Linked DNA regions of Homo sapiens: region 1 is linked to region 2. Evidence: read pairs that join two places in POLR2A ChIA-PET (ENCODE). Cell type or tissue: Panc1. All regions are shown on one strand. Links, peaks and the distances in the headings refer to the core of each region. The heading gives the core; the rest is flanking DNA. Region 1 overlaps SHISA5 (shisa family member 5). Region 2 overlaps NME6 (NME/NM23 nucleoside diphosphate kinase 6).

What was found. Peaks named below come from ENCODE experiments on the same cell type or tissue, not always from the same donor. Only the 100,000 strongest peaks of a DNase experiment are listed, where the experiment ranks them.
Region 1: POLR2A ChIA-PET joins it to region 2 with 5 read pairs; 4 of 35 experiments call an interaction of 5 or more read pairs at or near these places.

What each region holds. Positions count from the first base shown.
Region 1 is chr3:48,469,381-48,472,287 of GRCh38, reverse strand. It overlaps SHISA5 (shisa family member 5), which reads left to right. Exons shown (of 6, transcript NM_016479.6): 4 at 2,445-2,560; 5 at 2,715-2,907. Among named protein-coding and RNA genes, the nearest start is that of TREX1, 4.6 kb to the right of the region's middle. RefSeq lists an enhancer at 2,218-2,367. In Panc1, for the core only: no CTCF peak of the experiment used is centred there; no DNase peak of the experiment used is centred there; H3K4me3 peaks cover 323 bases; H3K27ac peaks cover 166 bases.
Region 2 is chr3:48,293,920-48,296,797 of GRCh38, reverse strand. NME6 (NME/NM23 nucleoside diphosphate kinase 6) reads left to right here. Exons shown (of 6, transcript NM_001308426.2): 3 at 1-71; 4 at 640-679; 5 at 1,563-1,723; 6 at 1,995-2,878. The coding sequence ends at 2,161. Among named protein-coding and RNA genes, the nearest start is that of NME6, 6.0 kb to the left of the region's middle. In Panc1, for the core only: no CTCF peak of the experiment used is centred there; no DNase peak of the experiment used is centred there.

The sequences.
Region 1 (2,907 bases), core at 248-2,747, 180 kb before region 2:
TCAAATTCCTGACCTCAGGCGATCCGCCTGCCTCGGCCTCCCAAAGTGTTAGGATTACAGGCATGAACCACTGCGCCTGGCCTATTTATTTTATTTTTTAATTTTTTGAGACGGAGTCTCCCACTGTTGCTCAGGCTGGAGTGCAGTGGCACAATCTTAGCTCACTGCAACCTCCCTCCTTGGTTCAAGCGATTCTCCTGCCTCAGCCTCCTGAGTAGCTGGGACTACAGTTTTGCGCCACTACGCCCTGCTAATTTTTGTATTTTTAGTAGAGACAGGGTTTTACCATGTTAGCCAGGGTAGTCTAGAACTCCTGACCTCAAGCGATCCGCCCACTTCGGCCTCTAGAAGTGTTGCCACCGCGCCTGGCCAGTTTTTTATTTTTATTTTTTATTTATTTACTTTTTTGAGATGGAGTTTCGCTTTTGTTGCCTAGGCTGGAGTGCAATGGTGTGATCTTGGCTCACTGCAATCTCTGCCTCCTTGGGTTCAAGAGATTCTCCTGCCTTAGCCTCCCAAGTAGCTGGGATTGCAAGCACCCACCATCATGTCCGGCTAATTTTTTTTATACTTTCTCGAATTCCAGACCTCAGGTGATCCACCTGCCTCGGCCTCCCAAAGTACTGGGATTACAGGTGTGAGCCACCGCACCCAACCGTTTTTTATTTTTTAAAATCTTTTATCATCCAGTACAAAATGTAAGGCTGACTTTTTTTTTTTTTTTTTTTTTTTTGAGACAGAGTCTCACTCTGTCCCCCAGGCTGGAGTGCAGTGGTGCGATCTTGGCTCACTACAACCTCCACCTCCTGGGTTCAAGCGATTCTCCTGCCTCAGCCTCCTGAGTAGTTGGGACTACCGGCTAATTTTTAGTAGAGACGGGGTTTCACCATGTTGACCAAGCTGGTCTCAAACTGCTAACCTTGTGATCCGCCCATCTCGGCCTCCCAAAGTGCTGGGATTACAGGCATGAGCCACCGCACCCTGGCCACGAGACAGTTTTAATCTCAGCACTTTGAGAGGCCGAGGAGGGAAGATTGCTTGAGGCCAGGAGTTGGAAACCAGTTAGGTAACATAGTGAGACCCCTGTCTCTGCAAAAATAAATGTGGTAGTGCATGCCTGTGGTTCCAGCTACTGGGGAGGCTGAGGTGGGAGAATCACTTGAGCCTGGGAGGTGGAGGCTGCAGTGAACTGTGATCATATCACTGCACTCCAGCCTGGGCAACAGAGTGAGACCCTGTCTCAAAAAATAAATTAAAAAAGAAAAAGAATGAAGCTTGGCCTCTGCAAACACGGCAGGGTGGCTAGTAAGGGGCTCTGTCTGCATTTGGAAGTCAGGTTTTTTTTTTTTTCTTTCATTTTTGAGACAGAGTTTTGCTCCTGTCCCCAGGCTGGAGTGCAATGGCGTGATCTTGGCTGAATGCAACCTCTGCCTCTCGGGTTCAAGCGATTCTCCTGCCTCAGCCTCCCAAGTAGCTGGGATTACAGGCACCCGCCACCGTGCCCGACTAATTTTTGTATTTTTAGTAGAGACAGGGTTTCACCATGTTGGCCAGGCTGGTCTCGAACACCTCACCTCAGGTGATCCGCCCTCCTCGGCCTCCCAAAGTGCTGAGATTGCAGGCATGAGCCACTGCCCCCTCCTAGAAGTCAATTTTGGTGAGCTTCCCAGCCCAGGGCCTGCTTTCTCAAAGGGCAGGCCCTCTGGCCTCCTGCCTCCAGGCCTCTGTGTCCTCCCCTTGGCTCTTGGCCCTCTCACCTGTGGAAGTGGCCATGCAGGTCAGAGGTGGGGGACCCAGGGGTGTGTGTGACCCCTGGCACGGTGCTTGGCATACAGCAAGCTTGCAGGCAGAGGCAACTGTCCTTATCACTCAGGGGCCAGCCTCCCTGCCCTGGGGCTGTTGTGGAGTGCAGGGGAACAATGGGGGCCTCCTGTTCTGGCCACACTGGCCTCTGCCCTCCTGGGGCTTCTCTCAGTCTTCACCCTGTGCTTTGTGAGCCATGTTATCTTCACTGTCTGCCTCCTACACTGGACTGTGGGCTCCCAGAGGCCAGGGCTGGCTGTCTTGCCCACTGTTAAGTTTTTTGACTCAAATCACAGTGCCTGGCTTGTGGCATGTGCCCTATACCCATCTGCTGATCAGTTGGTTGTGAGGTGGACAAGATAGATGTATGTGTGTGGCATGGGACTTGAAGAGCTTCCTCCCATGCCTCTGAGGGTGGGACAAGCGGGGGAGACCCAGGGAGAGACAGTTACAGGGACTCACATATACCCCAGTTTACACAAGAGGAAACAGATTGAAACAGGTGCAGGCCACCCGACAAGGAAGTAGCTATAACTGTATTGCCCAGACCCCTTCTGGCAAGAGGGGCATGCCTTGGGAAGGTGTGGATGCTGGTCTGGGGAGGGGCGAGGTGCCCCGGGTCACGTCTAGCTCTTTGGCAGGTTCGGAGCGACCTTGGCCGTTGGCCTGACCATCTTTGTGCTGTCTGTCGTCACTATCATCATCTGCTTCACCTGCTCCTGCTGCTGCCTTTACAAGACGTGCCGCCGACCACGTCGTAAGCGTGCCCACCCTGCCCCACTGTGACCCCCTGGGGTGGTAAGGGAAGCTGACCAGGCCCTGCTTTGGCTAAGCTGGAGGGATGGGTGGCAAGCCTGGCTCTCAAGACCTGGGGAGATGGAGGAGGGTCCTGACTGGAATTCTCTTTGCAGCGGTTGTCACCACCACCACATCCACCACTGTGGTGCATGCCCCTTATCCTCAGCCTCCAAGTGTGCCGCCCAGCTACCCTGGACCAAGCTACCAGGGCTACCACACCATGCCGCCTCAGCCAGGGATGCCAGCAGCACCCTACCCAATGCAGTACCCACCACCTTACCCAGCCCAGCCCATGGGCCCACCGGC
Region 2 (2,878 bases), core at 379-2,878:
CCTGATTGTACGAATGAGAGAACTACTGTGGAGAAAGGAAGATTGCCAGAGGTTTTACCGAGAGCATGAAGGTAGGATCAGTAGTCCTCTGAATGGAAGGTGCCTCAATCCCAAGAGGCCATAAGAGAGATTTTACCTGGAACACAATGGCAGGCTCTCTGACCTACCAACCGTGTACAGTTGCAGCCAGTTTTCTAAAATCTTGGTTTAAAACACACACTTTTCATGATTATCCATCTTTTCCCAAGGAGGGTTCTACCTTGTAGTCCCAACCAGAAACTTAGTTTTATGTCTTGATAATATCAGTAGTTAACATATAGTGAATGAATGTTTACCATCAGACATTGTCCTAATGCTCATTTTTTCATTCAATTTTCCCAACAACCCTAAAAAGTAGGTGTTGTTATATCCCTCGTACGCAGATTAGGAAGCCAAGTTTAGGAGGTTAATGATTTACCCAAAACTACGCAGGTTGTAAGTGGCAGACCCTGGATTCAGACCCAGGTTTGTCAGACTCCAAGGTCCTTGTTCTTTTCTCTGAAACAATTTTTATTATTCTAGGTAAGGAGGTAGAAGTACAGAAAGTTGCCTTGGGCACCAGGATGAAGGTATCTTGATGAAGGTCCTCTCTCTTTGCAGGGCGTTTTTTCTATCAGAGGCTGGTGGAGTTCATGGCCAGGTACTTCAAATTTGGTTCCAGCATCTTTATCCACTGAGGCTAATCTCCCCTGCCCCTAAATGGATTTGTTCATTTCACTGCCATTCTTTAAAGTTGTAATCAGGCCAGGCACGGTGGCTCATGCCTGTAATCCCAGCACTTTGGGAGGCTGAGGCGGGTGGATCACTTGAGGTCAGGAGTTTGAGACCAGCCTGGCCAATGTGGTGAAACACCGTCTCTACTAAAAATACAAAAAATTAGCCCGGCATGGTGGCAGGTGCCTGTAATCCCAGCTACTCGGGAGGCTGAGGCAGGAGAATCGCTTGAACCTGGGAGGTGGAGGTTGAAGTGAGCCAAGATCGTGGCACTGCACTCTAGCCTGGGCAACAAGAGTGAAACTTCGTCTCAAAAACAACAACAACAGCAAAAAATTAGCCAGGCATGGTGGCGGGTGCCTGTAATCCCAACTACTCGGGAAGCTGAGGCAGGAGAATCACTTGAATTCAGGAAGCAGAGGTTGCAGTGAGCCGAGATTGAACCATTGTACTCTAGCCTGGGCAACAGAGTGAGACTCCATCTCAAAAAATAAAGTTGTAAACAATGTCAAATCTGAAGAAACACGGGTTTGGGGCTGTCACTGAGCCGATGCTGACCTGTTAGGCACCTGTCCTCTGGTGGTTAGAAGAGTCCCCTTGAATGCTGCATAGCCACCCTGCTGATCTCTGCAGGCTTGATGTACACCAGCAGGGGCCCTGCATCACCTATTTGAAGCAGCATTGGTACTCAGCTGGAAAGGCAGGAAAACTCTCAGAACGTAGAGTGTGTTTTTATTCAGGCCCTGCTCACAGCACACCCTCCTAGTCTAGATGGCCAGGTTCTTTACATGTGCTTGTTTTGTTCACAGCGGGCCAATCCGAGCCTACATCCTTGCCCACAAGGATGCCATCCAGCTCTGGAGGACGCTCATGGGACCCACCAGAGTGTTCCGAGCACGCCATGTGGCCCCAGATTCTATCCGTGGGAGTTTCGGCCTCACTGACACCCGCAACACCACCCATGGTTCGGGTGAGTCCCCTGTCCATAGCCATAGGATATTTTGGGGTTAGCGGGCAGGCTGTGTGGTAGAGTTGACAGCCAGGTCCCTCCAGTGAGCTTTCTTCCATTTGTGTTTCTGGTCTTTGTAGCCATGTTGGCAGATGTGGCCTGTGGACTTTCTTTACATGCCCCAGGACTGAAGGGGCAGGCAGAGTAGAGGCTCAGGATTCTGAACCTGATTATGACTGCCTCTTGCTTCTACCATGTGAGAACCCCTTCTCTGTCTTATCTCCCCTTACAGACTCTGTGGTTTCAGCCAGCAGAGAGATTGCAGCCTTCTTCCCTGACTTCAGTGAACAGCGCTGGTATGAGGAGGAAGAGCCCCAGTTGCGCTGTGGCCCTGTGTGCTATAGCCCAGAGGGAGGTGTCCACTATGTAGCTGGAACAGGAGGCCTAGGACCAGCCTGATGCAGGTCTATGAAGACCAGTGGTAGTGCCCAGACTTCTCCTAGACATCTAGTCTAAAACATTCTCCTAGGACCAGGGAAGCCTGGCTTACAGTGCCATTTCTGCTGGGCACCACCACCTGCCTGAGGGCCTAGCTCACCACAGCACATCCTCCAGGATCTAGCCTTCTATCTACCTCTTCTCTGGAATGTTTATGGTGGTTCAGAAGAATGATGACTCCTCTTTGCTGAGAACTGTTCATCCTTCTTCAAGAAGAAGCTTGCCAGGCCGGGCACGGTGGCTCACGCCTATAATCCCAGCACTTTGGGAGGCCGAGGCAGGCGGATCACAAGGTCAGGAATTCGAGACCAGCCTGACCAACATGGTGAAACCCCATCTCTACTAAAAATACAACAATTAGCCAGGCATGGTGGTGCATGCCTGTAATCCCAGCTACTCAGAGGCTGAGGCAGGAGAATTGCTTGAACCTGGGAGGCAGAGGGTGCAGTGAGCCGAGATCGTGCCATTGCACTCCAGCCTGGGCGACATTCTGTCTCAAAAAAAAAAAAAAAGAAGCTTGTCTAATTGACTTGCCTAAAAAATGCAGTGACTCCAAACAACATTTGACCTGTCTTCCTCAATAAAAGTCAGTGTTCTCCTGAATCCTTTATGCTGCCACATTTAGGGGAAACTTTTCAGGCTTCATCATTCTGACTTCTCAGCAGCATTCAGTTATTG